Regions from separate parts of the Mus musculus genome. Here region 1 is linked to region 2. A link is a loop called in an ENCODE intact Hi-C map of the cell type or tissue named here. Cell type or tissue: left cerebral cortex. All regions are shown on one strand. Links, peaks and the distances in the headings refer to the core of each region. The heading gives the core; the rest is flanking DNA. Region 1 holds the start of Gm40546 (a long non-coding RNA gene). Region 2 has its middle 200 kb from the start of Gm31114.

What was found. A loop is a pair of places that touch in the nucleus more often than their neighbours do. Peaks named below come from ENCODE experiments on the same cell type or tissue, not always from the same donor. Only the 100,000 strongest peaks of a DNase experiment are listed, where the experiment ranks them.
Region 1: it touches region 2 in a loop (2.9-fold over the local background); 2 of 42 quality-filtered maps call a loop at or near these places.

The regions. Positions count from the first base shown.
Region 1 is chr9:91,342,827-91,359,300 of GRCm38, reverse strand. Gm40546 (a long non-coding RNA gene) reads left to right here and starts at 5,238. Exons shown (of 2, transcript XR_870995.1): 1 at 5,238-5,522. It overlaps A730094K22Rik (a long non-coding RNA gene), which reads left to right and starts at 8,073. Exons shown (of 2, transcript XR_379700.3): 1 at 8,073-8,517. Gm40545 (a long non-coding RNA gene) reads right to left here and starts at 8,135. Exons shown (of 2, transcript XR_870994.1): 1 at 8,050-8,135; 2 at 6,812-7,438. It overlaps Zic1 (zinc finger protein of the cerebellum 1), which reads left to right. Exons shown (of 3, transcript NM_009573.4): 3 at 1-1,243. In left cerebral cortex, for the core only: no CTCF peak of the experiment used is centred there; DNase peaks (open chromatin) are centred at 6,444, 7,162, 8,132 and 8,746; H3K27ac peaks cover 2,905 bases.
Region 2 is chr9:91,122,295-91,138,768 of GRCm38, reverse strand. No RefSeq gene overlaps it. Among named protein-coding and RNA genes, the nearest start is that of Gm31114, 200 kb to the right of the region's middle. In left cerebral cortex, for the core only: a CTCF peak has its summit at 10,068; DNase peaks (open chromatin) are centred at 8,488, 8,579 and 11,665.

The sequences.
Region 1 (16,474 bases), core at 5,217-13,216, 220 kb before region 2:
ACACCTCTTGCTACTTGTATTTCTCACGTTTAGTCAACAAAGTCTTATTTACGGATAAAAGGTTTTGCTGTGTTAACTTCATCAGTTTCTTTTTTAATAGAAAAGGGTGGGGATATTGATGTTTAACTGTAAAGAACAAAGTTTCTCTGCTTATAACAGCGATATTGGATATTGGCCTTTTGTACAAAGAGCGCTATCTTGTAAAATTTGTTGAGATTTTGGAAAGTTAAATACCTAAGGAAGAGTTGCTGTCAACCCTAAAAAAAATTGTTACATTAAAACCTGGATCTCAGTAGCTTTGGAGGTTGAAGACTGATCAACAGTGTTGCATTTAAAGTGACAGTAGACAGTGAGCCCAACATTAAACACAGGAAGAGGAATAGAGAGTTCATCTTTCTAGGAACAACAACAGATCCATTAATAATCTTTCCCTCTTTTTATTAAAGATGAGGGTTTTCTGGGAAACTGTTGTGTATATGATGATAGTTTTAACAGCACTTTTGTGATTTTCTCAGAGCATTTAAGAAGACAGCATAGGAGTTTATCTTTGATTTGACTATTTCTAAATTTAAGTTTACTTCGAATTTGAAATTCTGTCTGATTGTTATGTACCTGGTGCTCTTTTGCTTTAATATTATAGTATAATGATCAAACATCACACTATGACATATGATTTACATAAACTATTTAAAATACATATTAGAAATAAGTGAGTTTTCTTTTCAAATTTCAGAAATTCATGTAGATTTTTAAGGTCAAATAATTTTATTACCACTTGAGAACCCCCTGTATGTATTTATGAATAATCTCACAGCAAAGGAACTTTTATAATAAGAGACAACATTTATGTCAATCCCCCTTTGCATTGTTTTCTCTAATGTCCTCCACAAAGAAAAAGTCATTAATGATGTAAGTCACCAAAATAATGCTTTAAACTTAAATGTAGTCTATTATTTTGCTGGCACCTTTAATGTCTGCTTCTTGAGATGTATTCTTCATACTTTTCTTCATGGGCTATTAGGTTTTGAAATACATGAATGTGAACAGTGAAATATATTGTTAGACTCTATTTAGCAGGAGCTGAAGACTCTGCAAATGGCTGGTTTCTATGTGTAGTTGTGGATTTTGATCTAGGCAGAAGGCCATATTGGTTCATATTGCATACTGCATTGTATTCTGGATACTACCAAATGATTAGGACAGCTAACAAGTTATTAAAATGTTATTTTGTGTCAACAGAAAATGCCTGCGTACAAGCAATCATTTGAGAAATGAAGAGAAATGAGTTTGGTGTGTGTGTGTGTGAGATATTGTGTGGTATTGTGTGTACATTTAAACAGCAAGCATATAAACACACACGCATCGGTTATATGGGGACTAAGTCATTCTCAAATATTTCAGATCCTTTGTTTTCTTCTTCAAAAGCTACCCCCAACTGCTTTAAGCATTTGCAGCTGATGATTTTGATTTTTTAAAGTCAAGCATTCAAGTTAACCTTTAAGAAGCAAACCACCTCTAAAAGAAAGATGTAACCTTTCAATTGCCTTATATTTATTTATTTATTCATATTTTTTATTTAGCTTTAACTGACAATGAAAATAGCACTAACCTTCTTTCGTGATGGGCTTGGCATTTAGATATTTCTATTTGTTGATTGTGAAGTTTTCTCAGAACTTTAAAAGGCCTGTCAACAGCAATCCAACCCCTCCTCTAGTATCTCACCCACCTCCCCAAATGTTCCGAAGCGCCACTTTTCAGGCCAAGGTGTAATTAGTGCCCAGGCCCCTAGTGAATCATTGTTGATAGACTTGGTACCTGAGCATATTACTCTCCAAGAAATGACTTGGAGAAAACCTTGGGTCTTAAAGATGGATTCAGTGTAAGCCATTCTGAGGGGGAACTGCATGTGGTCTGGCATACTTAAAAGGAAGGCACTGGGCTTATTCCCTTAGCTATTGTTGGTCTAGATGTGAAAACATCAGATTTTATATGTTTTCAACTTCTACTTCTCCCATTTCTTCAGTTTAAAATGCTAATCACTCCCCTTTCAGGTACAGAGGTCTAGACTCCCAGTAACATCAATTGTAGTTCTCAGAACTGAGTATTCACACCAAGAAGAAAAGCTGTTTTTATAAAGATGATCAGAGTTGATATCACTCTTTACTTTTCCAATTCTTGAAAGTAGAGTAGCAATGGAAAGACTGATGTTTTTGCTAGCCCAGCCACTAAAGACCAGCCTAACCCAAAATATTTTCTCTCTTACTTTTTAAAGCACCCAATGGCTGTAACTTATACCCATTTAAAATAGCTCTAGAATGTAATTCCCCACCCCTAGGGTGTGTGTGGTCCTATGGCAGTCTTGTTTTCAAAACTAAATTTAGATAGACAGGAAAAACTAAGTAGACATAAACAATAAAAATGTCAACTTGTAGCATGTATGCAAGACTTTCAAAGTCTATTGAAAATGTGTTATGCTATGCACAAAATATAAACAGTCTTGCACATCAATCTATGAGTGCTGATTGGTTTAGTTTCTCTGTCCCAATTATAGGGAATACACCATGCAAAGTGGGGCTGTTTTATCTATAAGGTAGAATCGGTCATCAGTTCCACATTAGGGTACCCATATGGTGAATTGGAGGTGGGTTTTCAAGATGAAGAAATGGAATTTAGCCATCTCATATGGAAACCATGTTTGCCAATGTCGATGCTAGAGACCTGTGACAATCTGTATATTGCATTTTGATAGCGTTCAATGGTCAAGGGGTTTCTCTGTAGCCAGCTCAGGAGAATACAACAGGCTGAGCAAGTTGTCCAGAGTCGTACCTATCCACCCACACTGCACAAGCACAAGACTGTTCCTGAATGTAGGCATGAACACACTGTAACCTTGTCTTCAACAACAGTAGACTTGCTGAAAAGCATTATACCTTGTAAAACAAACAAACAAACAAAAGCTAGGACTTATTTGTGCAACTCTTTCCAATGTAAGTCTCAAAAAAAAAAATCCGAATATAAACACTGAGGAAATAGCGATTCTTTACTCCCCTCCCCCACCCTATCTATCCGGGAAATTTTTAGCCTCTGACAAAGAACTGAAGTTGTAGACGACTAGAAAAAAAGATTAAAAGACGAAATAGAGTTTGCTGACAGAGCCATTTTTGCCTAGAAGGCTATTTTAAAAGTATGGAAACGGGCCTGAGGAATGAGTAGAGAGGGTACTCTCAGCTAGTCTCTCAGTTCTTGCATAGAAGGTATGGCCACACATGGCCCTCTGGGTAACCTAAGGGGCTTGCTGCGCCTCTGCCAGCTGGGACGTGTTTTCAGGTCCCTTCCCCCCCCCGCCCCCCCCCGCCCCCCAGCCGAACCAGCAGTGCGCATGCGCGGCATGCAGCCCAGGGCTCCACGTGCTAATGAATATGCATGGTGCCCCCCCGCCCTTGGCGAGCGGAGGAGGGAATCGCGGAAGCTCCCGCCTGTGAAAGTCTCTGGCCTGACTCCCAAAATAGTGCGGCGGGGAAGCCGCACGTGTTTGTTTTCAAACCGCGCTGGTTTAAGTGAGTTCACAATGCCAGCAGAGGCTCGGGAAAACCTGCGGCCGCCACTACAAGAATTGAGTGGCGGGAGCGGTGCCGGGTTCTCGCTTTTCCCAAGCGCTGGGATGCTGGATTGCTTGGTTCGAGTTAGCCACGTATCCTGTTCCTGTGACTGGGCTCCTGGCTCATTCAGTGTCCATTCAGGCCCCCCCCCCCCCCCCACGTCCTAGTCCTTCTAAAGCGGGTTGTGGCAGGCAACCTGGCTATTCTCAGGCACATATCCTCTCCCCATCGCTCAGACAAAATGTCCGTGGATTCAACTAGTCCCTAGGGCCCAGGACAGTTTTTTCAAGGGCTCCACCGACCGTTGGAGGGGTTTTCTAGGGGCTTCACCCATCCTTTATTAGAGCCCAGTCCCGATGTGTGCCTATTCTGATGTCCCTCTCTGACCTTCCTTTAGCCTCTATGGCTTTTCTTCAAAGACCCAGCCCACCATTTACTGCACCAGAAGAGCCACCCTAGGATCTTTTATGGATCCCTCCCAAATACTGGTCAGTTTGCTGCTCTGCGATCCGGGACGCTCCTGGAGAGCTCAAACACGTCCAACGAGAGGATTAGTGCACTGAACAGCCTTGACCCAGACACCAGAAGGTGTGGACTTCAGGCTCTGGGGTAATGGTTTTCTGTCCTCATGGCATTTGCAGAGTCCTGTACATTGTGCAGTACTTTGAGGCTTATGGAATATTTTCAGAGCATCTGTATAATCTGTCGGACGGAGTGGCCAGCGTTTCTTCACAAAGATGTGGGTAGCAGCGGTCGCTGGGACAACTCTATTCTTTCATGGACTTGTAGAATTACTCCTTTTAGGTGTTTTCATTAAAACCCTGTTCAGTGATAGCACAGATGGCCTCTAACACTTCCATCAACTGAACAGGTAGAGCCATTTTTGTGGAGCTCGCGCTCTGTCAACAGCGAAAGCCCGAGTCACTGCCCAGTTCACACTGAAGTCTGTTATAGGGCCAGCACGACTCATGCTGGTCTTTCAACCTGACTGCTATCACAACCAAACCCTCTTCTGCCTCAGACGACTGAGGCTTTGAAGGCCTCACTACCGCGACAAGGCCTTTCTTCCTAGCTACCGTGATAGTTCAATGCCATTTTTCACTCAACCAATCTCACAGCTCCATAATGGAGGTTGCTTAGAGGAGAGCATTTGCAGTAGGGTTTTTGTATGCCTCGCCATTCCTTGTCCCCCCGAGGGTTAAGCCCACGGGGAAGCCTGCTCAAAGCCACTCACCCTGAACACTCAAAATAGTGGTTAGAACACAAAGGTTCAGTTAGTTTTCCGAGACGCTCACAGCTTCTGGTTGGTGCAGAATCCTTGAAACAGAAGCCATCCAAAGCTCGAGACTTGGGTCTTTTTCTAAGTTTGAATTCTGGGCCAGCCGGGAGCGAGACTTGGGCCTCTAGTGAGTGACGAAGGTCTGCGAAGGGGTTGCTGAGGAAAAAGCTCAAACCCAGCCTGAGTTCTGGTGTCTTTCCTCAAAGACCAAGGCCCAAAGAAGCCTTCTCATTTGGCGCAGGCTAAAGGAAGGGAGGGGAGGGGCGGAATGGAGTTGGAGGTCAGCACACTGAGGGGGTGGGGGGTCGGAGGGGGGGGGGATCGCTGGATAATGCGACTCAGCCCGTTGCTGCCTGGGAGCAGACTTAGTAGGCCGAGGACTGGGGGCGTCAGAGCCCGAGCCCCGGAGACTCAGATTCGAGAGGGGTCATCGGCTCCATGCCAGGTCAAGTTCAGTCTACACTGGCCTCAGCTTATGGGTGTGGGAGTTAGCAAAAGGAAGCCCCGACCCGCCTGCCGCTTTCTTTTCCACCACGTTCGCATCCTAGCCCCTTCCCAAATAGCTTGTCACTGGTAGAAATGATTCTATTCACTCCCGCTTCAATCAGCTGCCAAAGCTGTCTGAAATCTAGACCCTAGATCTGGTAAGTCCTGTTCTTCTCGGGCCCCCAAGTCACTTTCCTAGGTACAGGACTTCACTGCTGCGTGTAAGCGCGCGAGACCTTAGGCGCAAGCCACCAAGTTGGGCCATTTGGAGCAGTCAAGCCCCTGCAACCTTCGCTATTGCGGGGTTGTATTCCGAAAGAAGCCCCAAGAACATTGGCCTCGTAATGAGGCGTGAGATACTAGTGCCAGCCTAGCGATCCTGGGTTCTCTTTGGTCCTGGAGGAGAGAGGGAGAGAGAGAGAGAGAGAGAGAGAGAGAGAGAGAGAGAGAGAGAGAGAGAGAGAGAGAGAGAGAGCTTTTTATCGCTGGGTAAGACGACTGGGCAGGAGACTTGCCTGACTTCCCCTAGGCTATTTTTCATCACAAAGGTGTCCACCAAAATTTGCTCATGTTTTTATTGGGATTCTGTGAAATTATCATTATTACTGTTTTAAGACTTAAGATGTGCGTCACTCAAAAGCTTTTAAAGTATACATGCTTCTAGGGGAAATTTCACAATTGTTTTGTCTGCCAATATTGATTCTTTCCTACGAGAAATAAGAACTCGTAATTTTAAAAAATCAGCTACATTAAGACATGTTTACTAATGTGAAGAACGAAGCGGGGTAAACACAGAAAAACCAGCCATGGCGTTTCTAGCTGGAGCTCCTGTGTGCACTCTCATTGAAATGTGAGCGATGAATGGGGGCGGTGGTGATCAGGGTGCTGGCTGGAAGAGGGCTTTTGAACTGCTCTGCCCTGTTGCATAGGCCTGACCTTTGGCTGACATGGCCACGGAGCAGGCCGTTCGTTAACGAGGATTTGATACATTAGACATTCCAGCTGGGCATGTAAACCCACGCTCCGAGTCCAGATTTCGCTTAAATTAGTGTTCTAGGAAATGATCTTTCTAAGTCCCGAGGCTTAACCGAGTGTCAGGCAGGGCCCTGAAAAGGGCAATGAAGGATTCCGGGTAAAAGACACATTCTTAACTCCTTAAATAAATAAGCAACAAGAAGTAAAACAAAATAAAAAACATTTTGAATAATTCCTGGAATCCTCCACGGGTTCACTTTGAGGCAACGACTTATAGAAAAGACTGATCAGTTTCTAATGTATTCCGAGCTGAAAAATCTTATGGGGCAACGCTGGGGAAACAGAGCACAGTTACGGATACCCATAAGATATGACTATCTTACGATATATTAGAGTGTAACCACATATTTTCAGGAGATACTAGAGGGTAATACAAGCTTCCAGAAACACATGGAGAAAACATGACCAGAGGTTTTTTAAAAAGCCTTTTTAAAGTTCCACTTTCTTTAATTTGCTTCAACAACTTATGCTGAGACACGTTGGAACCCAGATAGGGAAGACTGGCCACGAAATCCCCCCAAAAACTTGTGCCTAACAGATTGAGCCTGCCGCTGGAGAAGTTGCAAGCAGGACAGGAAGGCCAGTGGCTTGGTGGGTTCGGAGGCTCCCTGGTATTTACTGCGACAAAAGGGGTGCTTTCCTTTCATTAGAGCCTCATCAAAACTCTCTTAGGGGATGCAAGACCAGGAAGGACTTTTCTTCCCCGGTCCTTCAACAGATCTCTCTAGCGGGTATCCATCGATGGGGGAAAATTCGCTTTTGCTGTAGTTCAAAGTACTGCAGGTTGGAAGTAGGTTGAGGCAAGGAAATCTGAGCTTGCAAACTTCCAATCACCGGCTTCTACTGCCGAAGCCCTGGGGAGTGTAGCAGTTCAGAGCCAGCTCCGCACACTGGAGCGCTGTCTTTCCTAGGCAGATTTTGCTGGAACAGCGCAGGGCTGGTTCTAGAGAGCCGGATTTATTATTGGAGAAAACTACAGTAAGCAGTGTTAGGACTCACATCTGTTCAAGAAGTCTCTTCCTCCGTTCCTTTCAGTCCTCTTGGTAGAAAATGGAAAAAAAAAAAAAAAGGAAATTAAACGAGAAAGGCCACTACTATCACTAAATAAAAAACAAACAAAAACTTTAAAAGCAAGAACTCCAGGGAGGGAAACTGTTCTTAAAAAACAAAACAAAACAAAACAAAACAAAAATCTTGAGTTAGGAAATCCTATCAGGGCTGGCCTGTGATAGATTGTCTCTTTCAGTCCCAGTTCTGTAGATTCAGACATTAGTCTTGGACCGGTGGCAACCTACATTTAGGTCCTCCGCACCATGAAGGCCAAAGTTCTTTTGGATAAAACATTTTTTCCCTATCTCCCTAAGAAGTTTTCAGCATTTGGGTCTCATAAAATCTGACCATAGAGATTAGGCAGGCAAAGAAGAAGGGAGGGTAGCTCCTGGCTAGTTAGGTAGAAAGCAGAGTTTATTTCCCCCAGAGGCGGGTCCCGGACAGATCTTCCAGTTCGTGACTCCAGCCTGAAGTTCACCATCACATTCTTTTCTTTTTCGGCCCTAGTTTTTGGAATCAGTACAAACCAATGCTGGCCCCAGTGAGAGTGAAAGGGAATCAAGTTGCCTGGATTCTGGCTTGGTTTTCTAAGTTACTCACCCCACTGTGGCCTTAGAGACTACCCTCACTTTTGTGTTTCCAGACTTGGTTGCAGTCTGGGAGCCAGTAGTCCCCGAGTAGCGGAAACTCAACTTTCCTGGGGAACCACAGACTAAGCTCCCTTCCTCCCTCCAGGGGTTAAAGGGGCCTTTGCCCTGGGCTCCCAATACCAGCCAGCCCCCTTCTCCTGTGGGTGGGGGCTGCTGGGGACCTGACGCAGGCAGAATGGCGGCTGACGTCATAGGCTGATGGTCGCAGGACCCTTGCCTGGCCGCAGCCGTCCCGCTGGGGCCTCGTTAATTTTCCTTCCCGCACTGGACGCACTGGGCGTAGCAAAGAAAGCGCAGACTGCTCTGGCTGCAGGTCCTATCCACCTTTTCCCTTGGGAACATAGCAGGAAAGGAAAGAGAAAGAGATTCGGTTTTTCAAAGCATCGAAACTTAACTTCTCACTTTCCTTCCCGTACAAGTAGGTATGAAACTTTCTACCTGGTTTGAGGGGATATTGGTTTTTGTAAATGTGGAAGACTCATCGGTACCATTTCTCGAGAAATGTCGCCAGGGACTTCAGCACCCCTGTAAACTCAGACTTTCTGCTTCTTCACCTAGAGTCCAGCTTCTTGGCCATTCGGCCAGAGCTTTAGCTGGAGCTCCTACACAGTTCTGCTTGATCGATAGAATGACTAGCCGTCCTCCCGTTCCCCCAGAGACATAGCCAAGATAAACAGGAGAGCCTTGCACTTCGGCTTCAGGAATAGAACTTTTTATTTGTAACATCCAAAGTAGGTTTTCTTTGTAAAAGCGTTTGTAGTAACTAATCTAAAACAGAATATTATATTAGTTTAAGCAGCAACTTCAATCATTCCATCCGTTCAAGTCCCAGTACCGATGCGTTTTCAGCAGGGCCACTCATGGAGAGGCCTATTCTCTCTTGGGTTCGTTCCTCGAAGTGGGCAGAGGGAAGAAAATCATGCGGTTCACAGTGCAGTGCCACAGGTGACAGAGAAATGATTTTCTGAAGAAACAGCTAACTGAAATTAGAAAAAATGCAAATACACACACACACACACACACACACACACACACACACACACACACGAAAAAGGCACTTTGCAAATCCAAGTGATTTGAATACTGTTTGTCATAATGAATTTCTTTGAAATTAGATAACTGAATGGAAAACCTTGCATATAAAAAGGCAACTTAGACAAATCTTTACTTGTTGTTGAAAAATAGCGGTTCTTGACAATACAGGATCATCCTCACGATTAAAAATGTAAAATGTATTTATCCAGTACTTACAGGATCAGAATACCAAGCCACTGTAGTTATAGCAATGCCCAGAAAGGTACCATCCAAGGCAAATGACTCAAACACAGAGAAAGACAATAGTCTGGGTTTTAATATTGTTTTCAAACTTTCACAGTACTGTAGACTTGTTTTCTGTCAACATTCTGATAATTTTATTGAACATTTTATTTGAAATTAATTCGTTTCTTAGCCAATAATTATTTGGCAACCACATACATTGATCTACAGAAATATGCAATGCTTATTTTTATAAAATGAGCAGATCAAAACATTTATAAGATTTATGTATTTTTGAAGGAGATTTTGGAGAGTTTAAGTGACCACCTTAAGTAAATCTACAATGTTTTACAAGCAGGCTTCAAATGAAACAATGTCTTGAATTATGTACTTGAAATGTTTAAAAAGGTTTGAAAGAAATGTTATTTAGGGTAAATAAAAGTAACAGAACAAAGGCTCAAGGTCAAAACTACTTCCCCTCACTGATCATTTTGTAATTTTTTTTTGTAATTTTATAGCTTGAAGTAGCTCATATCTAGACTTTTAATTAAAATTCCAAAGCCATGTTAACAGGATTGGGAAATAGTTGGGAGAAGAGGACAGTAGTTCACCAGCACTCACTCAGTAACTTCAGTGTTGCTATTTTATGCACTTCTTTTATGTTCCATAAGTCTTTCCAGAGGGCTTTGCTATTTTAAGTGCAGAGGGCTGAAATTTATGGGTCTATCACATATTCCAGACTATATGTGTAACATTAAAACTCGAGGGGAAAAAAAACTACACTAAAAGTCTGCTGCTATTAGGAGTTTTTAATCAATAAGTGTTAGAGATGTAAGGAATTACTTTTATGAAAGTGTTAAATTTCAAAGTCCTTATTTGTGCTTGTTGTTGTCTCCAAATAAGTAAGTTATCTATATACAGTTTGGAGCTGATTCCTTGGGGCCATGCAAGTTTGGTACTGTCTCATTAAGACTTCACTTTTTGACTTGACAAAGCTCAGATTTTTCTTTGTGAACTTCAGTACCCTGGACAAGATGGGCTCTACATTTAAAAAAAAAATCTCTCCTTCAAAACAGCAAGTTCGCTTACTATTGCTAAGTGAATTAGAAGAAAAAAAGTCTAAAGATAAAATTTTATTTATGAAACAGATTAATCAAGGTAAATGCTTAATTGATTTGAACATAAAGGCACTTGACTAGCATTTTTGTCTCACATACCATTAGTTCAAGTCTTTCTTTTCTGAGAATCACTTTTCAAAAACAGGAACACCATTAAACATGGAAAGATATCAAAAATTGCTTCCCAGTTGGAAAATAAAATAAAATACATTTCCAAAGTGTTTTGTCAATATAAACTGTAAAACACATTTCTGTAAATCAGGGGAGTGAGTGGAAGAGATATTAAGCTTGTATCCTCAAGGGTCATATTGGCTAAAGCGTCCATATGAAAACAGATGTAAGATATATGCCCTATGCCCACGGAAGTCTATACAAATCCCCCTTTGTAAAATAGAGAAATAGAGAGAGGGAGAGGGAGAGGGAGAGGGAGAGGGAGAGGGAGAGGGAGAGGGAGAGGGAGAGGGAGGAGGGAGAGGGAGGAGGGAGAGGGAGGAGGGAGAGGGAGGAGGGAGAGGGAAGAGGGAGAGGGAGGAGGGAGAGGGAGGCACAACAGTTTTGCTACATAGTCTCATTATTTCTGGATTAGTGCTAGTATATAATTTATTGAGTCTATAACATATATTGAGTATATAATTCAGTTTACATATTCTGCAACTACTTCTTGTTACCTTCCTTATGACACCTCAAAAAAATGTCCAAATACTTTTTTTTTCCCTCCAGGAATATAATAGAAGAAAAATGACACTTGGCACAGGAAAAACATAAATAAAAAACAAGTAATAACTTTTTAAAAATTCTCTTTAGGAGATCATGGACATATCTGATCTTATAGATAAAAGGAAAATACGGCACACCTCTTTTTGCTTTTCTTCCCTTTGCTCAACTGTACCCCCCCCCCCCCCTTACCTTTATTTTCATTTCCTCCTTTCCCACTGTTCCTGACATTTGCTCTGGCACTCCATGCAACATGGATTTGAAAAGACCTTTCTCAGGAGAGTGACAGTGGCATGGTGAGTTTGCTACCTGGATCTTTGCCTGGACACTGTCTGTTGGGGGCAGGTATCCTTGGAGTGCTCAGGGCAGTCTGCTAGCTAGCACAATTTCCTATGGATGGACTTAGACACTATGAATTTTAGAATCTGGGATGCTCGAAGGCTTTCAGATACATAGATCCCATTTTCATGGTTGGATTAGACCAACTGAAAACCAGTTTTGACAATTCTAGCAAATATTTCTAAAAGGATACCCACCATGCACTTACCTACACTTGGAGAAGTATGCAGATTGTGGAGCACTCTTCTTCTCTTCAGCTTTTGTTTTTAAATCTAAATACAGATTTTTTTTTGTTACTAACAACACTCCCCTTTCTTTCTTTTTTTTTTTTTTAATTATTGGTTTGCAGTCACTTTAAAGTGTTTCATGTAAAAGTGTCAGCATACTGTGTGTGTGTGTGTGTGTGTGTGAATATCCAATCTACTCTGAGATATTAAGTCATGATTTTCTTTTTTTTGACATTGACTTAATTATTTGGCAGTGTCTTTCAGGAAAATTTTAATCTCTTCTTAGGACATATAATAGTCAATCCATGAAACCAAGGAAAAATTTATGCTCTTTGAATCTGGCTATACTTAATTTCTATGAAGTTCTAAATAGAACTCACCTATTCCTAATACAAGAAACAGAGAACAACAGTTATATATTTTACAGACTCTTGTTTTCCCTTCTTTGTTGTATTCTGGATTCACTGGAGAGTGCTGCGGCCCAGACCAGTTTGTTCTCTATTGGCAGACAGTTCTTTGTATAAGAAACTTTTGGCAAATGTGTAGTGTTTTTGAAGAAATGATTTTTGTGTGTGTTTACAATTATTTTCAAGTGATGTTTTCCATTTATTTACTTACTTTCAATTTATTTATGCATTTAATTTTATGTGCACAGGTGAGGCTTTTCCTACACATACTTCTGTGAATCGCATGTGTGCCTGACTCCACAGGACTGGAGTTAGAGATGGTTGTGAACTACTGCTGGGTGCTGGGAATTGAACTCAGGTCTTCTGCAAGAAGACCCAGTGGTTTTTTTGTTTTGTTTTGTTTTGTTTTTTTTGTTTTTTGTTTTTTAATCTTTTTATTTTTATTTTATTTTATTTTTTACAGTCCAGACTTTATCTCCCTCCTGGTTCACCCTCTGACTGTTCCACGTTCCATACTTCCTCCAGGCCCCCCTCCCTGGTCTCTAAGAGGATGCATGCCGCCCCCCCCCCCCGCCCACCAGACCTCCCCACTCCCCAGGGCCTCAAGTCTCTTGAGAATTAGGTACATCTTCTCTGACTGAGTTCAGATCCAGCAGACCTCTGCTGTATATGGGTTGGGGGCCTCATATCAGCTGATGTATGCTGCCTGGTTTGTGGGTCAGTGTCTAAGAGATCTTGGGGGTCCAGGCTAGTTGAGAGTGCTAGTCTATAGGGTCGCCTTTCTCCTCAGCTTCTTCCAGCTTTTCCCTAATTCAATCACAGGAGTTAGCAGCTTCTGTTCATTGGTTGGGTGTAAATATCTGCATCTGTCTCTTTCAGCTGCTTGTTGGGCCTTTCAGAGGGCAGTCATGATAGGCCCCTGTTTGTAGGCACACCATAACCTCAGTAATAGTGTCAAGCCTTGCAGCCTCCCCTTGAGCTAACCATGAAACATTTTTCTCCTCCTCCTCTTCCTCCTCTTCTTCCTCTTCCTTCTCCCTCCCCCCCTCTCTCTACACATATATATATGGCTTATTTGAAAATTTTTTGAATCATATTTTAAATATAATATTTTAAAATGAAAATATTTATTACTTATCTAATAGGTAATGTAAAACAGGATGTTTTTGTGAACGTAGCTTGTGTGTTTTTCAGAAACAATCCCCATTTGAACTTCTGGATTCTTATTCTCACTCTCTTAAAGCAAGAAAACTACTTCTAGTACCAAAGAATTTATTAACCACTAGAATCAAGAATCACTGTGGTACTTGGAAAGAAAAGAATAATTCAGTTGATTATCATCATAATCAATGAAAATGGGAACATAAATCGGAGACTCTTATAATACCCAGGGTCCAGTAGTCATAAAGGAATCAAAATTGTTCATTCTGAATTTTTGAGTTTCAGACATGAAGGCTAAGAATTTTCTTTTAAGGAAAAAAAAAAAAACCCCTCACGAACATGTACCCATGTAAAAAGAAAAATTGTATCTGGAAAAACTGTCACTGAAGAGCCACCAGATTTTAGCATCAAAACACCTAGGGCAATTTGTCAATTATCAATATGATCATAAACATGCATTTGTATGACTCCTATGTGATTTTAAAAATTGTGTTTCTTTTCTCTTCTTCTCTTCTCTTCTCTTCTCTTCTCTTCTCTTCTCTTCTCTTCTCTTCTCTTCTCTTCTCTTCTCTTCTCTTCTCTTCTCTTCTCTTCTCTTCCCTTCCCTTCCCTTCCCTTCCCTTCCCTTCCCTTCCCTTCCCTTCCCTTCCCTTCCCTTCCCTTCCCTTCCTTTCCTTTCTTTTCTTTTCTTTATTTCTGTGTGCATTGCCATGTGCACACCATAGCACACACGTGGAGGTCAGAGGACAACTTGTGAGAGTTTTTTTTTTTCTCTTTAGAACTTGTGTGTGGAACTGGGAATTGAACTCAGATCCTTGCTTAGCAGCAAGGACCTGTAGCTGCTCTGTTGTCCTACATGTTACATTTTCTTAGCTCATGAAGTCATTCCAGTAGCATATTATGGCCAGTCTTTAGAAAGAGAACATGCAATAGCTGTTGTTCAAAATTAGAGTAAGTAGGCCATTCAACTTTTGGGTGTGAAAGGTAGACTCTGTAAGTTCTGAGATAATTCTTGATTTCATGGTTCCTTTCCCTATGACCAAACGGCCCTTCAGGCATCATTTACAGCCACTTTCTGGTAAAGTATAAAAATGTTAGTCTTCACAGCTATACTTCATTATAGCTTTGGGTATCACGGTACATTTTTGGAATTTTGTTGTTGTTAGATAATAAAAATTACCTTTTAACGCTGTAATGTGTGTGCGCGCACGTGTGCATCAGAGGACAACTCTCTCTTGGGAATCAGTTCTTTTCTTTTCATCATGCAGGTTCTGGGAGATTGAGCTCACATCATCAGGGTTGACAGCAAGAACCTTTATCAGCTGAGGCATCTAACCAGCCCCTTGCTTGATTTTCTTGAGTTTCCCTATATAGTTTATGCTAGCCTTGAACTCAATTTGTAGTCTAGGTTGCCTTGATCTCAGAACTGCTGGAATTATAGGCATGTGCCACCATGCCCAGTTTATCACAGACTTGAGTTTTCTTTTAATACACACACACACACACACACACACACACACACACACACACACACTTAATTTGTTTACATTTCAACTGTTAACCTCTTCCCTGGTTTCCCCCCCCCCCCACAAACCTCCTATCCTATCCCCCCTCCTCCTGCTCCTGCTTCTATCAGGGTGTTCCCCCACCCACCTACTCTTGCCTCCCCACCCTTCAATTTCCGTACACTGGGGCATCGAGCCTTCACAGGACCAAGGGCCTCTCCTCCCACTGATGCACGATAAGGCCATCGTCTGCTACGTATGCGGCTGGAGCTATGGGTCCTTCCATGTGTACTTCTTGGTTGTTAGTTTAGTGCTTGGGAGCTCTGGGGGGTCTGGATGGTTGATATTGTTGTTCTTCCTATGGGGTTGCAAACCCCTACAGCTCCTTCAGTCCTTAACTCTTCCATGGGGGACCATGTATTCAGTCCAATGGTTGGCTGTATTTGTCAGGCTCTAGCAGAGCCTCCCAGGAGACAGATATATCAGGCTCCTTTCAGCATGGACTTCTTGGCATCCACAATACTGTCTGCTTTGGTGACTGTATATGGGATGGATCCCAACGTGGGGGCATTCTGTGGATGGCCTTTCCTTTAGTCTCTGCTCCACAATTTGTCTCCATATTTGTTCATTTGAATATTTTGTTTCCCCTTCTAAGAAGTACCAAAGCACCCACACTTTGGTCTTCCTTCTTGAGTTTCATGTGGTCTGTGAATTCTATCTTGGGTATTCCAAGCTTTTGGGCTAATATCCATTTATCAGTGAGTGCATACCATGTGTGTTCTTTTGTGATTGTGTTACCTCACTCAGGATGATATTTTTTAGTTCCATCTATTTGCCTAAGAATTTCATGAAGCCATTGTTTTTAAAAGCTGAGTAGTACTCCATTGTGTAGATGTACCACATCTTCTGTATCCATTCACCTGTTGAATGACATCTGGCTTCTTTCCAGCTTCTGGCTATTATAAATAAGGTTGCTATAAGCATAGTGGAGCATGTGTCCTTATTATATGTTTGAGAATTTTTGGGTATATGCCCAGGAGTGTTATAGCTGGATCTTCAGGTAATATTATGTCCAATTTTCTGAGAAACTGCCAGATTGATTTCCAGAGTAGTTGTACTAGCTTGCAATTCCACCTACAATGCAGGAGTATTCTTCTTTCTCCACATCCTCACCAGCATTTGCTGTCACCTGAGTTTTTGATCTTAGCCATTCTGACTGGTGTGAGGTGGAATCTCAGGGTTGTTTTGATTTGCATTTCCCTGATGACTAAGGATGTTGAACATTTCTTTAGGTGTTTCTCTGCCATGTGATATTCCTCAATTAAAAATTCTGTACCCAATTTTTTTGATAGGGTTACTTGATTTTCGGGGTCCAACTTCTTGCGTTCTTTGTATATATTGGATATTGCTCTCTATCTGATGTAGGATTGGTAAAGATCTTTTCCCAATCTCTTGGTTGCGGTTTTGCCCTATTGACAGTGTTCTTTGCCTTACAGAAGCTTTGCAATTTTATGAGGCCCCATTTATTGATTCTTGATCTTAGAGCATAAGCCATTGGTGTTCTGTTCAGGAACTTTTCCACTAAGCCCATGTGTTCGAGGCTCTTCCCCACTTTCTCTTCTATTAGTTTCTGTGTATCTGGTATTA
Region 2 (16,474 bases), core at 5,085-13,084:
GTTTAGTGGACTCTAAGTCCAATTAACATTCCATGACTGTACTTGCCATGTTGGTCATTGTTACGATTCAATGATGACATAAATGGCTAGGTCTCCTAGCTGCTTTCCTCCTCTGGAAACTTGCATGGTACCTTCTGGTACTATAAAGGCTAGACTCAGGTAAGAAAATGCATGGATGTAGCATATCTGTCTTATATCAAAGACACTATCTTACATCAGACACCTTGGGCTTCTGGCTCCACAATCTTTCTGATCCTTTCTTTGTGGTGTTCCCTGAGACTTAGTGGTAGGGGGGCTGAGAGGCTGATTGTGTTGCGATATGTATAAGTTGTAGCCATGTGCTTCATGGTTACTTATTCTCTGGATTTTGACCAATTGTGGATATCTGTAATAGCCTTCAAGTGTTGCCAAAAGAATCTTTGATGAGGTGTGAAGGCTACAATTATCTCTGGGTATAATGAAAAAATGTTTAGAGTGCAGTTAGAAAATATATTTAGGAAAATGGTTTAGATTCTCCTCTTGCATCTATAACCTCTCCACTTGTGGATATTTCACTAGGTTTATAGTACCAGGCTAATTCCTGCTGAGGGAGTCTTAAGTCCTATTGACAGTGTGGTTACCCTCATGACAAAAATGCCACTATTGCACCATTATGGATATATTGCTAGTCTAGTCATTGCAGTTCAGAAGGTAGGATTTGATTGCTCATCTCCTTTGGCAGCCTTCATTGCATCTTCTGATAATATGAGAGCCAGTTCTCAGGGAGGACTATCCAGATTAATTACATCTTGATTCTCCCAAGCTCTGTGTTTGAACTGTGCCGTGTCTTTAGGGGCGTACACTAAGTTTGGGGAGGCAATCAATGGAAATGTCAGTAGCTTCTAATGTTTTAGCATGTCTCTTGAGCTTCCCTGCTTAACAACTTGAAGGGAGGTTTTCCTGCTTGGCTCCAGGGTTTCTGTTAGATGATCTATGTTTCTTCAGGGCACATTATCACTCTAAGTATAAATCATTTAATTAGTGATGAATAAATATATACGTGTGTTAATACACATATATATTTTAAAGTAAATATTTGATAAGTTTTCCTATAGTATTTTCAGTCAACTTTGGCATTCTATATTCTTCCTCTTTCCCTATTCCCCCATGTTTTCCTCCTTCTCCTTTCCAGATGTAGTGCCCCCATATTTTTCCCTTCTTAACTTCTGTGTCCTACAATCCCATTATCTAGAGTATCTTATTTTTCACTTCCTGTTGTGGTCGCTTTTGGCCTTACTGGTTTTCTCTGGTTATTTGAGGTTATGTAGTTTTATATCTAAAGATTCAGAATTAGATTGGACAAATAAGAAAGAACATTTGTCATTTGTCTTGGAGTATGGGTTACTTCATTCACCATGATATGTTCTGGTTTCATCCATTCCTCCCACAAATATCATGATTGCTGTTCTTTGTTTCCTGTCTTTTTAATCATTTTGTTTTAGATAACAGAGCCCAAAGCAAAACCAAATACTTTTGTTTTGATACAGTATTGCAATATGTTGCCCAGGCGAGCTTCAAATTTATAATTATCCTGCCTGACTGTTAGGATTACAAGCGTACAGCACCATGTTACCCAGATATTTTATTTCTCTTTCTAAGGCTAGAAGTCTTACCCAGAGCCTTTCTTTGTAATCAGAACCCTATTATAAATGACTTTAAAAATACTATTCTATTCATTCCTTGATAATGTCATATTTGGATCACACTTACCCCTCATTCCTATTTTATTTCCCCAATGACCTTTTTAAAATATAATTTTCTTGGTTTCTACCGATAGGAAATTATAATGTATGAGTTTATGTAGTTTATTCAAGAAAGTTCATTAAATTGGGAGATTTTTAAGCAGCTTATACACTCAGTGAAAGTTATGTTTCCAATTCCAGAGCAGACCATAAGAATAAAACATATTTGAAACTATAAATGTGCATATAACTTAAAATGAGGATTCTCTCATCCTTCCATGCACAGACAAAGATAAAGACATGCACACACACACACACACACACACACACACACACACACACACACACACAGATGATTCATAATGTTTATGACCAAATTTAATGTGGTTTGGCAGTTTTATAAACTATTCCTTTTGTTATGAAGACTTTTGTTGGGTGCTTGAAATCTGAAGGTGTGGTCTTAGCATTTAATACTTATACCTATCTTGTTGTAAGATAGGTCTACAGCAAAATAAGAGCACATGTGTGAGTCACTACTGAAAACAACTCAGAGAGCATTAGGGTGTATTATAAATGACCAAGGTAATTTTTTTAAATTAACTAATATAGGAGGGAAATATTCATTATGTAAAAGAGAAAATGAATATAATCCTATCTTCATGTGTCTATTCCTAAACTTATTTTCTTACTATATTTACACTCATGTTATCAATTTATATAAACATGCTCTTTATAGTCAATAACTTATGAAGATAATACCATTACTTTTCCCACTTCAGAATATACAGAAACTGAAACATGGTAGAAAAATAATTGATAAGATTACATGACATATCCAGAATAATGCACTTAGAGCATTTTTATTTTTCTATTATCTAGAACAGCATTTTCAATAGCTTCAGATAATGAGAGAAAGGCTTCATGGCTGAGCAGTTCAATTTGATAACCACTAGCACATGTGACTGGAGAGCATTTGAAATGTGGCTAGCACAACTGCAATAATGCATTTTAAAATTTGGTTGAGGAGTTTAGTGGTAGAGAGAACTCTTGACTAGCATGCATGAGGCCCACGTAGTAGCAATAAAATGAATGAATGAATAAAATGACTTAATTTTAACCCACTTAAATGTAAATCTCCCTAAAACGTGTGAGAGAATAAAGACAGGTGCATAAAGGACAGAACTACAGGAGAAAATCTTGGGAGAATATAGAAACTGAGGATTAGCCCATGTGAAAAAAATGAGACATATATGGCCAATATTTTAAACCATCCTTGCAATTTCTCACCCGAAAGAACAAAGTCATCGTATTGTGGAAGGTGTAGTGTGTTGCAGTGTGTCACACAGTGTGTCCTTTTGGCCACACTTCTTTACTTGAAAAATGTTCATTGCAATGAGTCATTGGTCTGGTTCAAAGCCTCTGGCTTCTGCTATACTATCAATAGTGGATCCTTACCAGGATTCTTCTTGCATATCCTGTTGTTGCCCTGTGTCATGGGGATCCTGAAGCTTTGGATCTGTAGGATTGGCCCTTTCACACACTCCAGTAGTACATAGATGGGGTAGATGATTGGGTGGGACAATTCAAGGCCCTAAATCAGGGAATGGGAGATAGCTGAGCTGGGCAGTCCACCAGCTCCCATCCCAGCACCCATACCAGCAAGGTGAGCTCTCTAGCACTGCCCTGCTCCCACAAACTCTCTGAATGCTGCTGCAGCTGAGGGGATGAACCAGCTCCTTCTGCTCTCCCACTTATGCCCTCAGCGTTTGCTCACTCTCACCCACACCGAGAGTGCCAACTCTAAGGTACTGCCCAGGTGAGGTGCAGGACCTGCCCTCCCAGGGTTGCAGTCCTTTTGAGATGCCAAGTGGATGCTGGGTGCTATCCAATAGCTACCAGTGCTCTTAATCACTGAGCCATTTCTCTAGCACCAGGAAAAAATTTTAAACTAAAAAAAAAAAAGTTTCATGTTCTCAAAAATCTTAAAGATAAGTAAGTAAATGATGTATGTTGCCAGGCCTGGAAAGGTTCAGGGTCTTAATCCTACAAACACAACTATTTTTACTTTCCAAGTGGAGTCTCTTTTAGACGTGGTGTTTTCTATGCTGGCATCAGAAAAAAGATTATAGTAAGAGACTCTCTGAAAACAATCTGGGACTCTCCAATGTCTTTTCTATTGTATTTCTCAGTCAACTAGGAAAAGATGTATTTAGCCTTTCATACAGTTAAATTTACATATTGTCTAGTTCTGTCATTTGGCTTTCTTGTAGATGGCCATACATCAGGTAAGGAGGAAAGCAGCCTTCTTTCACACACTTCCTTTGGGAAAAGTAAAAGTGAAAGTGAAAGTAAAACCAAATCCATTTGGCTTTGCATCTTCCTAACCTCAAAGCCAAATCATTTAGCACCATGGCCTTATAGAACAACAGTTCTCAACCTGTGTGTTGAGGTTCCTTTGGGGTTGCGAATTAGACATCATGCATATTGAATATTACATTATGATCCATGACAGTAGCAAAATTACAGATATGAAGTAGCAGTGGAATAATTTTGTGGTTGGGGGGTCATCACAACATAAGGAACTGTATTAAAGGGTTGCAGCAGTAGGAAGGTTGAGAACCACTGTCATAGAAGGTTTCAGATGTAAACAATAAGAGGCTGTAATTGCCAGTTGTGGTTCTCTCTTATTCATAAAAACTCAATGAAAGAATACATCAACATGAAAAGGACTAGCTCACTGGAAGAGCTTAGGTCACTAAACAGAGGGCAAAAATAGAAACAGTTCCACTTATTTATAGTTTTATCCTTTATTTTGTTTGGTAAGGCCACTTAAATGTATTATTCATTTAATAACAAATTTAAAATATCAGATGAAAAGACTGGTAAATAAATTTACAAGATAAAAACAGCACATTGGCCTATAAGAGTTGAGAGCACTACTGATATTTTAGATTTACAAGGAGGAGTAGCCATGTGTTTCTGTTGTTATCACCTTTAAAAATAGTATTCTTAGGACATACTGCTATAGAAAATGTTGGTTTCCTTTGGGGGATAAAACAAGAAAAGCTTTACCTGACAATACATTTTGAAAAAAAATGCAGTTAAATAGATTCTATTTAATGAACCTGTAGTTTTGTATAAATAACATATTCATTAGTACCCTTCAGTGACCTCAGAAGTACAAATCTATGTATTTATATAAGTGGGCTGGGAATAGGCTAGTGGTTGTGGGTGGATCTAGTAACATTAAACTCTAAATAGGTTATGGATCTTTTGAAACCGGGCTTGAATAATTTGTACCTAACAAATATGCCTGCTGACAACTAAATACAGAGGAGGGGAGACCATGGTAGATGTGCCTCAGTAGACAGTGCCAAACCCCATGCTTGGTGGGTAATGATAGTGTACTATCAGAAAATTTTATTTAAGAAATCAGATGCAATATTAAAAAGCAAGTGTTCGTTCTTTATTCTCTTTTTAGTGGTTGGAAAATGTTGTTTCCTTGCTTTTTGAATCTTTTTATTCCCTCCCCTTGTACAAATTTATATAACAGTCAGGACTCTGCTGTTAAGTGGCAAAATAGCCTTGGCAGGCTCCCTGGCTTTTGAACTGTGGTCTAGGAATCAAGATGCTGCAACAGAATGATGTCAAAAATGAAAACGAATAATAGATTCTTTATTATTATTATTATTATTATTATTATTAATTATTTTACTTACTCACTTTACATCCTGCTCACTGCCCCCTCAGAATAATAGATTCTTAAGTTTGCATAAACACTAACCCCATTTCTAATGGTCTCACTTAGCAGGATGACTTTGCCTGCTTTCAGATATTTAATCCGTCAACTGCTCTTTGTTCTTCTGCCCAACTTTCTGTACAGCTAAAGCATATTATCAGGATCTTTATGATGAGTGCCAAAGGCAAGGAAATAGGAAATAAAATACATGCAAGAAGAGTATAGAAAATGAAATATCTTTGTGCCCTCACTTCTACATTTATGTGTAAGATCTAGGGGTAAATATGGATCTGAGAGCAAAGAGGCTATTACACATTAATTTAAAAAATATTTAGAGTTTACAGCAAATGTCCCTTAAGCATCTTTCACAACACATTGCACTGAACAATAATCATTGTTTATTAATGAAATAAATACATTGCTTAGGTTGTCAGGGTGCTCTGATATTTTTCTGTAAATTCTTTACACATGGCAATTTCTTTCAAGACAGAAAAAAAAATCTGTAAGAAAAAATTAGAGCAGCAACTGTATGTGATTCGAGAGGGCAGCCCATTATCTCTGTGTGGAAGTGAAGATGTTCTTCTTATTCCAAGATCAGTCTTTATAGTGACAGGAGTTCCCATCCCTAGAGCAAATGCCTCTTTGTCTTCAGACCCAAACAGTGCACTATATAGATATATTAATTACAGCTAATCCACTTGTTCTGAATGTTTTTGCTTGATATTTTGTTCCTTACTATTCAATATTAAATATTCAATATTCTAGCTCCCATTTCTAGAGTAGATATCTCTTTGTTTTCAGGTTCAAACATGCATTTTATACAGATAGATTAATTGCCACTAGCCTCTTGTTCTGAAAGATTGTTTCCTGGTATTTCATTCTTCAATATTTAGACTCTACTTGTCTGTAATCTGGGCCTTGAGAGACAAGACAGAGAGATCAGAATTGATAAGAAAATTTAATATTAGCCTTGGATACATGGCAAGCCTGCTGGGAGACCTGAGAAATATCTCAAACACAAACTAAAATAAAAAAAAAATCAAGATCTAACATAGCAAAGTACTGAGGTGAAATGAAAGATGTTCTATGGACTTCAATTCTACAGTTGCCCAGTAACAGGAAGGAATCATCATTCTAGGATTTTGCCAGAAGATTCTGTGTAAGGATCATGTGCTAACCGATCACACCCCTGGCATCCCCTTTCAAAAGATTCTTACAATGAAATCGAGAAAGAAAAGTGAGGCCCCAACTCTGTCATCTAGGATGAGCACTCTGCGTAATCTAATGTGCTTAAAATGCTTCCTGCAGATCCTACAGAGTTTTATTTGTTTTTATATTCTGACCATGTTTTGAAACCTTGAACTTTGACAGGAAGAAGGACTTCTCCACATCCAAATGATTATCTGATCCACTCTATAAGGAGAAAGGAATGGATTTCTTACTGGAGAGCATTTCTTTCTTAAAAGCTGGTGGGAGAGTAAAATGATCCAGATGTAGAAACCTTGTTAGAGGTCCAGGGATCTCAGATTTTGGAAATGCTTGCCTGGATATGAAAACGCAGGTTGGTTACTAGATGCGAAAGCTTAGCTCTGCCCCTTCTTTCTCTGCCAAGTATCAACAATATATTACTGCTTATTTATTCATTTTTATGATTTACTTAAGTCCTGAAAGAGAATGAATTCCTGCTATGCTTCTGTCGGCTAGTGTTGTGGTCAGATGCTGATGTTCTGAGTCCCAACCATATTAATTGCTGGATAAAGGCTGTAATCCTCCTCTTTGAAGCCCAGGCCTGATTTTTAGGCAACACTTCAAAAGGAAAACACAACGAAGGAGGCATACTTCCTACCATCTTTGAGTTGGCATGACTTACTCAGCTTGTACTGAACACATGTGCCTTACATATTTGGCTCTCCAAGCAAACAGTTCATTTAAATATTAGAAAGGAAAATAAAAGGCCGTCTGTGATTCAAAAGTCTGACCTGTAATTTCTTATGAGCTATTTTGATGGTTTAAATTGTATTTGAAATGGAAACACCAAAATCAGTCTTTTCTTACAGTAGAAAACATCTCTCCTTTTTTCCTTCCCCCTTCTCCCTTCTTTCCTCCTTCACCCTTTCCTCCCTTTCTCCCTCTCTCCTCCCCCCTCCCTCTTCTTCTACCCACCTTTTTCCTCCCATTTCCTTTCTCCCTATCTCTTATTCTCCCCTCTTATGCTGGCTTTTTCCTTTCTTACATGTTTTGGTGTAGTGTCTGATTCCACTAGGATTAATGACACAACCTACACAAATAAGACATTTCAAACGGTTTCTAATTGTTATAGCCCTTGGAAACCTTTTAAAACATAACAGTAACACCATATATTTATACAAAAGAGACAGTTAAAAAAAAACACAAAGTTTTGAAGTAAAGAAGAGTGAGGTCTAAATTTTCTGTGACTATCTGAACCAAATCACCAAAAAAACCAAAGTGAAAAATGACTCAAATGAAGTAGTGGCCAAGACAGAACTTTTGCTTGATGCCTTTCCATCTCTTGCTCCTGCTCCGGCTGTAGGGAAGTACTCATGGAGGATTTCCCAAGTGTACTAGTGTGCTATGTGTGAGAAAGATTAACAGTGTTTCAGATCAAACACGGGCCTTGCTGCATGGTCTTAGGAGATTGTCATTCACGCCATTATGGCTCATTTGCACAGGATTTTCATGCAATATGAGCCTTTGTTTTGATGGCAGTGAACAAGGCCAAGCTTCATCCCTTGTCCTAGTTAGTCAGTCTGTGGGGTATCTTGGTCCCAAAGAACTTGTCTATCGTACAAGGCAACTGTTACCTCAGTTGTGGATTGGCTGTTTCACTCCTCGACTCTCTTTCCTAGTTTTAAGGTGAAAAACTACTTAAACGTGGGTGGATAGCATAAAATTCAGACAACACCTACTTGTGCTAGATTAGATGCAGCCTAAACAGGCAGTTTTGGATACCCGATTCAAAAGAGCACATTAGGAGCCGTTTTAGTCGGGCGCTTTTCCTCCTGTGCTTTCTGCCACGCTTATTTTGATGTTAAAATAACTGGAAGAGTTGAAAAGTTATGCCTGAGCTACACTGAAAACTTTTCCTGACGAGGTATTTATGTTTTTCTTGTACTTAGTTTCACCGGCTCTGCATAGAATTACATATTTACGTATCCCAGTCATTCTTGGCCTGTTTCTTTCTGCAAGTCAAACTAGGAAGAGAGTAGGCGCTGTTGCTATTTCGTGGGTGTTTAAGAATGAAAATCAAATGTAAAAAATCTCGCTGATTATGTGACTTTAACTATAAAGGATACTGTCTTATTAATGCCAGTATATATTCCACCAGTCCGTCTGTATTTAGCTGTACCAAATCTACATGTAACAAGAAGAGATAAATCAAATGGCTTTTAAGTATGAAATTAAGTGTTAAGAGCCAACAGTGAAAACTAGATTAGAACCTAGTCACATTTGAGTTTCTGATGTGTTTTCTCAGCAAATACATTTTAAATCTGTAGCTGTCATTCAGCTTTGGCCCCGACAGACAAGGAATTGGTGAATTTTGCATAGTACTAATTCACTTTAGATATAGCAAAGCACCTATCTAATACATGAGATTTTCAAGCTTGATTTTGTACAAATATATTATCAAAATATGTATTTATAAGATATGCTGTAATCTGTTTTATCTTTGATTGCTTTAAAATTATAATAATACAAATGAAAAAACTTAAAAAGTAAATTCATATGATTTTGATACTCATGAAAATCAAAGAAATTATTTATAACATTTTGTTAATATATATAAATATATATAATAACTCTACTGACACACACACACACACACACACATATATATATATATATGTATATATATATATATATATATATATATATATATATATATGTCAGTAGAGTTATTTTTCCAGTTAGCTTTATTTCATTAATGGAAAAATGTTATATTTGTTACATGATAAGGGAACACTTCTAAATTTTAAGAGTGCATTAAAAACCATACAGAAACTAGCATGTCTAGTGAAATCACTTTAAAATATATGATTGCTTAGAAACATAGATTAAAAAAGGCAGCAACTGATTGGAACATTTTTCTCAATCTGTACTTTGTAAAGTTTCAAACACCCAAAACACTGTAGTATGGTATTGAAAATACACAGTCTCTACCCAAAATTAATTGCCTTTGTATATAGTTCATCCTTCTTTCACACAAATATAATGACATTCTTAAATTTTCAGCTTACATCTCCTGGGCACCAGGCTATTTTTTACATAACTATAGTGACAGAACCTTGATATATAAAAACTAGCTACAAGAACATCTAAACTAATTTATAGATAATTAGAACTAGAAGATAAAATTAAAAAGTACTTATTTCCACAATGACATGTACAACTTTAATACTTTATTCCCTAAGTATTTTCAGTTACTTTAAGTCTAAATACAGACTTTAAACATTAATGATGTGATTAGAATTTACTGGCAGGTTTTGAAAACAAAAACTAAATTAACAGATGAGTGTTTGATTCTGAAACACTTTCAAAATACATGTACAGCAGCGCCCTCTACATTTGGATAGCTTATGATGAAACAGTTTTGTTTTGTTTTGTTTCTTAAGGAACTTTTGGAAGTGATCACTGTAGCTTTGGGATAAGGGATGTGATTGTAACGTATAACACTGCAGGAGATTTCTCATATGAGTCTGTGCTATTTTAATTGAGTGTAGAAAACCCAGCCTTGGAAACTTAATAGCACACCATTCAGAAAAACAAGACAAATAAACAAACAAACAAAACTCCCCTAAAACCCACCAAAAAACAACGGAAGTTAACAGTCAAGAAATAAAACAAGGCTATCTAGCTATTTAGCAAATATGAAAATCTGTTGCAAAGAATTAATCATGTTATCCACGCGGACTTTCAAAAGTCATTTTCAAGGAGCTATAGTCGTCCTATTATTCCTTATGGCCTATAATGTCTTCAAATTCAGGAACAAATAAAAAGGTTAAAAGAAAAAAAAAAACAAACAAACTCTACTTTCTAGTCTCAGCATCTAATAAAAGATATATAGATGTACAGATACTGTATTTAATGTATTCACATGAAATAAAATTAGGTAATATTTAGTGTTTCTGAATATCCCCTCTCAGGTTAAATGATAATAAAACAGTTTATGAAATCATATCGATGTAAAATATAATCAGTCATCTTACAGGTAGACAATATGTACTGCCTGCGATTAATTATCATGCCACCCCATTCACAGATTTGTACATTACCCTTTGAATAATCAAGAGGAAAAATATAGGCACATCTATAGTAGATTTTTATAAAACAGAAGAAAAATCTAATACATATCTGTATCTCATTTTTAACTATAAATACTTTGTTGCTTATCAACTTCAATTAATTTAAGTAATCAAGTCAGTTACAAATATATATGCTTATTAGTAATAAAATCAATCCAGCATATTGACACTGAAAGACATATGTCATATTTCCAGTGCAACTTTTTTCTTTAAGATAAACGGTATATATTTTAACTATAATGTTTGCTTATATATGTCCTCTTAAACATAAGTTTAATACTATGCTCCTGTTATTCTAAATAACTAAACTAAGAACTAAATCAAGAGCCTAAAGCAAAAATCATTTTGTAAATTATTTGTAAGCTTCCTGTAGTCAAAGGGCAGATTAAAAGAGCTGAAGCCAGTTTTTTTTTGTTTGTTTTGTTTTGTTTTTTTTTTTTTTTAAAGGTTAACAGTTTCAATGCCTAAGTCACAGTGTCTTAAATGGGAAACAGGAACACAAAAATATTAAAAATCAACAAGTATGGTTTTTTGCTTTAAAACTCAACAACTTCAATATCTCAAACGAACTCCTGGAGAATATTTTATAGATTTGAAGTCAGTAAATCTGAATAATCAAGTCACTTGGGAGCAGGAAATGTTCCTTTAAATTATGCGCTGAGGCTTTTCGTGCCTTTCAATGCCAGAAAAATCCTAGAACGGGCTCTAAATTTCTAAAGACAAAATGCCAATGACTCTGGGGATCATCTTGTTCATTTTAAGAGCAAATTAAAACAGTGGAAGAATATGGTGCAAATAATTGTTTCCTATGCTCTTTGCTGGTGACTGCTGCAATCATCGGGCCTGATTTACAAATGGAGACTTGAAGGTTTCTCAGCTTCCTGCGGGGCAGGAGACTGTTACCTTGGCACTTGTCCCCTCACCCTTGTAATCACCACTCAGAACCAGGCGCTGGGGCTTCCCATTCCCAGGCTCTTGATTGAACACCTCATTCTGTGCTAACAAGGTGAGGTATTTGAATAGGGCTCCAGTTGGAAGATCATTAATGGTTTTGCTCATTAAGAGTTGCTGTGCTAGTTTTGGTAATTTGGTAACAGTCTAAAATCTCAAGCAGATTTTCCCCGCTCAGCCTAACGGATGAGACATTTAAGATAGTAACAGTAATACCCGTTTCACATTGAGAAGGGGAGTGAACTGCTGACTGTATATGCTAGGTTTGGCAGGACTAATGAAGTTCACTTGGATGCCCAGGTTCATTTTCCAGTTGTTTTAAAGGTATGATTAAAACAGAGCCAAGTAAAGTTGAAGATAAAAACATTTCGCTGGGTGAAATTTGCTTCGAATTAAAAAGAAAAAAAAATCTTCACAAATATGAGAAATGGTAGCCATTTTGTCTTTTATTTATGCTAAAATTAATTCCATTTTAACTCCTTTGTTTCTACAAGCATGTCTTAAAAAAGCACTTAAACGCATATTTTTGTCTTAAATATGAAGTGTCGATTTTTAAAGCTTAGTTCCAGGAATGATTTCCAGAACATTAATTACACAGCTCTTTTGTTTTGAAAGACAGAAAATATTAACAGATACATATTTCTGTTAATAGTCACTTAAAACTAATGTTAAATATTATCTGAATATTTACATTTGCCTTTTATACCCCCCACAAAGAGCCCCCATCCCCGATGTGCAGACAAAGATATATGATCCTGAATATTTTTTATGATTGAATGCATTTGTTTCCATGGAAAAGTACATAGCAATGCCAAATTATTTAATGAGTTTCTTTATAATCTATACTTTATAGAAGATATGTTTTCCAAGGTGAGTTAAGAAGGCTAAATTAAGTACGAAAGTCTTTATACATTATTTGTTAATTTAAAACCTCTACTGTGTTAAGATTTGAGAGAACATAGTGAAAATAAGTTTTCTTACACATGGTTGTTTTTTAATTATGAATCAGATTTTGGTAAAGTTTGGCAGCAACATCACCAGATATTTAATTACTTTTAATGATTTGGATGATTGCCATATTATCATGTAGATAAAAAGGTGGGAATAGAAAGCCAGCTAAGGGTGTAGGGTTTCCCCTTGCTGAGCAAGGGGGCGATTTTAATGTGATTCCTGGGGCATTTTTCTTCTAGGTCATCTTTATATCCCTACTGACTTAGTGTGACAATGCAGTGATTGGGGACATTTGGGTGATCAATTATTGGGATGATTACTTTGTTTCATTTTGCTTTGAGTTCAGCTGGCAATCTTGTGACAGTTCTAAAAGGCCGAAGTTGGCTACTGGCTTATTTTTAACACATTAGAAACCTGCCTACTAAATCTGGAACTCTTCTTTTTTAGTTGGAATTGAATGCAGACAATGACATCTGTGCGTGTATACATATGTATGTATGTGTGCATGCATATATATATATATATATATATATATATATATATATATGTATATATATGTATATATGTATATATGTATATGTATACATATATATATGTGTGTGTGTATGTATATATATATGTGTGTGTGTGTCTATGCAGAAGTGACCACCCCTACTGTGTAAGTAGTTTTTGTTTTTGTCATGAATAAAACCCATAGTTATTGAAATTAATTCTAGACTCATCACAGTTATAAGATATCATTTTTGTCCTATTAAATACTCTGATGTATGGATAATATTTCATAGATTACTTGACCAAATTTCTTATATATGTTAAAATTGTGTTTGGGAGGCACCGTCTCAGAGGCAAAGGGGAGGGGGCTGGGGGAAAGAACTCTGCCAGAGGGATCAGGAAGGGGAGGCAATAATTCGGAAGTAAAGAAATAAAACAATGAATTAATAAAAAATTCTGTGACAAAAAGTTGAAACAGATGACCTTAGTTTCATGTTAAAAGGTTTTAATCAGTTAACATGGAAAATACAATTGTTTTTATGATAACCATGCCATTAAAGGATTTATTATGTCTTGGCAAACCCCAGAAAATAAAGAATTTATGGATGGATCCTTTTCCCACATTCCATTGCAAGCTCCGTGATTGCACAGAGGGATTATTTGAAATTTTGCCTTTTCCAACTGGGAGTTGGTTTCAGACAGTCTCCCACATAGTTAAGCAGCACACATTTATTTGAAACTACGACTTTTGAATGTATTTGGTCATAATCCCAGATATTTAAAAGTAGAGTTTATTGTGCTGATCCTGCATCTAGCTATAAGGGAAAAGAAGTAAGCAATTTTTAAACTTTAAATATTAAACACCTCATTTGACTGCTATTCCTAATGGTCTGTTTCTTCACAGAGACTTAAATATACCCATATGCGCACAAGGATTGTTTTTGTTAATATTAGTTGCTCCTAGTTGGCAGCTCAAAAAAAATTTAAAATCTTGATATCGATAATAAATTTCTGCTTGTAAAAACATCATTGTCTTTGATAGCTTTGTGTCTGGAGCTAGAGTAGTTGAACCATCCTAGATTGATGAGGTTTGACTCGAAAATAAAAGCCTATAATCTCAGTAGTAGCTAATCAGGATGCTAAGGTTTAAAACTCATTTTGGAATTGTTTTATTGGTTCTGTGATTGTTTTTGAAAAATTCCCAGTGGTCTAGCAAATCATGATGTCTCATTTTTTCAGCCAGCTTTACCAACTGCATGTTTAATCTAGGCTGGACTCTCCGAGCTTTTGAAGATAGCTTGTTTCTGTTATCAGGTATTTGCTATTCCTTAAACTGGTTGATTGAGTATGATGCCCATTTAGCATATATAATACATTGGGCTAAACCCTAGCATCGCAAGCACCAGGCACAGTGTCACACACATGTAATCTCAGCACTTGGTAGGGGGAGACAAGAGTCAGAAGTTCAAGGTCATTTTTGGCTACTTAAAGACTTCAAAGTCAACGAAGCTATATGAAAACCTGTCTCAGAAACAAAGAAAAACAAACGAACAAATCATTTTATTAAAATACGAAAAACGAAAATTATTTTTAAGTTATTATTATATATTAACTCATCGATGCAAAAAAAAAATCAGAACCAGGACCACAAAATGTAAATTCTTTTAGAGTGACCAGAAAATGTACGAAGCAGACTGTTCTGTAAAATTGAATTTGTCTATTTTTAATTCATGTTTTCTGTGCTACTACCTTGACATTTCAGAGTTGCATAGAATTCTTCTTTTTTTTCTTTTTTCTCTTTCTCTTCTTGGATATTTTCTTTATTTATATTTCAAAAGTTATCTCCTTTCCCTGTTTCCCCTCTGAAAACCCCTTATCCCATCCCCCTTCTCCCTTCTTCTATGAAGGTGCTCCCCTACCCACCCACCCACCCACTCCTGCTTCCCCATCCTGGCATTCCTGTAAACTGGGACATCAAGCCTTCACAGGACCAAGGGCCCTCCCTTCCACTGAAGCCTCACAAGGCCATCGTCTGCTACAAATGACGCTGGAGCCACAGGGCCCCTCCATGTGTACGCTTTGGTTGGCGGTTTAGTCTCTGGGAGCTCTGCGGGTTTTTGGTTGGGTGATATTGTTCTTCTTTCATGCTCCCCTTTCTACCTACAAGGGACTAGTTGTCTTTACTGACCTGGGTATGATCTGTTTCCCCTCTGAAGCCCGACAGCTCTGGCTGTACAGCTCTAGCTTCCAAGCGTTCTTACTCTTGAGTCTGACAAAGTGATGTGCCCTATAACAGGGTGCATAGCACATAGTCTAAACCACAGAAGTGATAAGCTCATTTAGAAAAACAACCATTTGGTAGCACAGGATGAGGGAGAACATGTTAACGCTTGGCATCTTTTCCTAACATACAAATATAGACATATGTACATTCCCGTTATTTATGTAAAATTGAAACTATGCTGTTTAGTAACTTCTAAGACCTCGCTCTGCTCACTTATCGTATTTTGAGCTTTTTTTTTTTTTTGTTGCCTTAGAATGGAGCTTGTTTCGATTTTGCTAACCCAATAAAGTGCCTTTTGAATGAGCAGCTGTGAGTTCAGAAAAGCAAACTGGAGGTGGTAGGGACGAAAGAATGGAGAGAAATTAGATGTTACAGTGTTCTAGGCATTTGAAGGCGAGAGCCAGGAGGGGCAGAGACAGAGCGCTGAGAGGAAAGCCTCATACAGACATGCCATATCAAATGAGCCTGAGAGGTAGGCATCTTTAGGGAGAGAGGTCTGAATGTGAGAGCCACAAACTTGCTGTGATGCTTCTGAGTATGGTTTATGACAAATTTAGGGTAATTTTCCTACTTTATGTTTTTAAATGAATTAAAGAGCAGCAACATGAATGTTCTGTGGTACATATTGAGAGGCTGCACAGTTGTGATGTACAGGAGGAACAGGCAGCCAACGCCAGCAGAGTGTGGGAAGGCACTGAAAACAGGCAGCCAGAACTAGCTGTTATTTCCTCTGGGAGGCGTGACAGACTTCCTCACCCCACACAGTACACAGACAATAGACATCACTAAAACTTTGCAAAATGGAGAAGTTTATAGTATTCAAATTTTAACTACTAATTATACTGTGAAAATTAGAGTTAATATCACTAGCCTTACCAAGAGGAGAAAGCAAGACAAAATAATATTCCCTATCTTTTAAGGCTGAGAATATGAATATGGGTAAGTGACAAATTAAGAAATGTAGCATTTTATTTAGACTCATAGTGATAACTAAAGAACCAGTATGGTTTAAAGC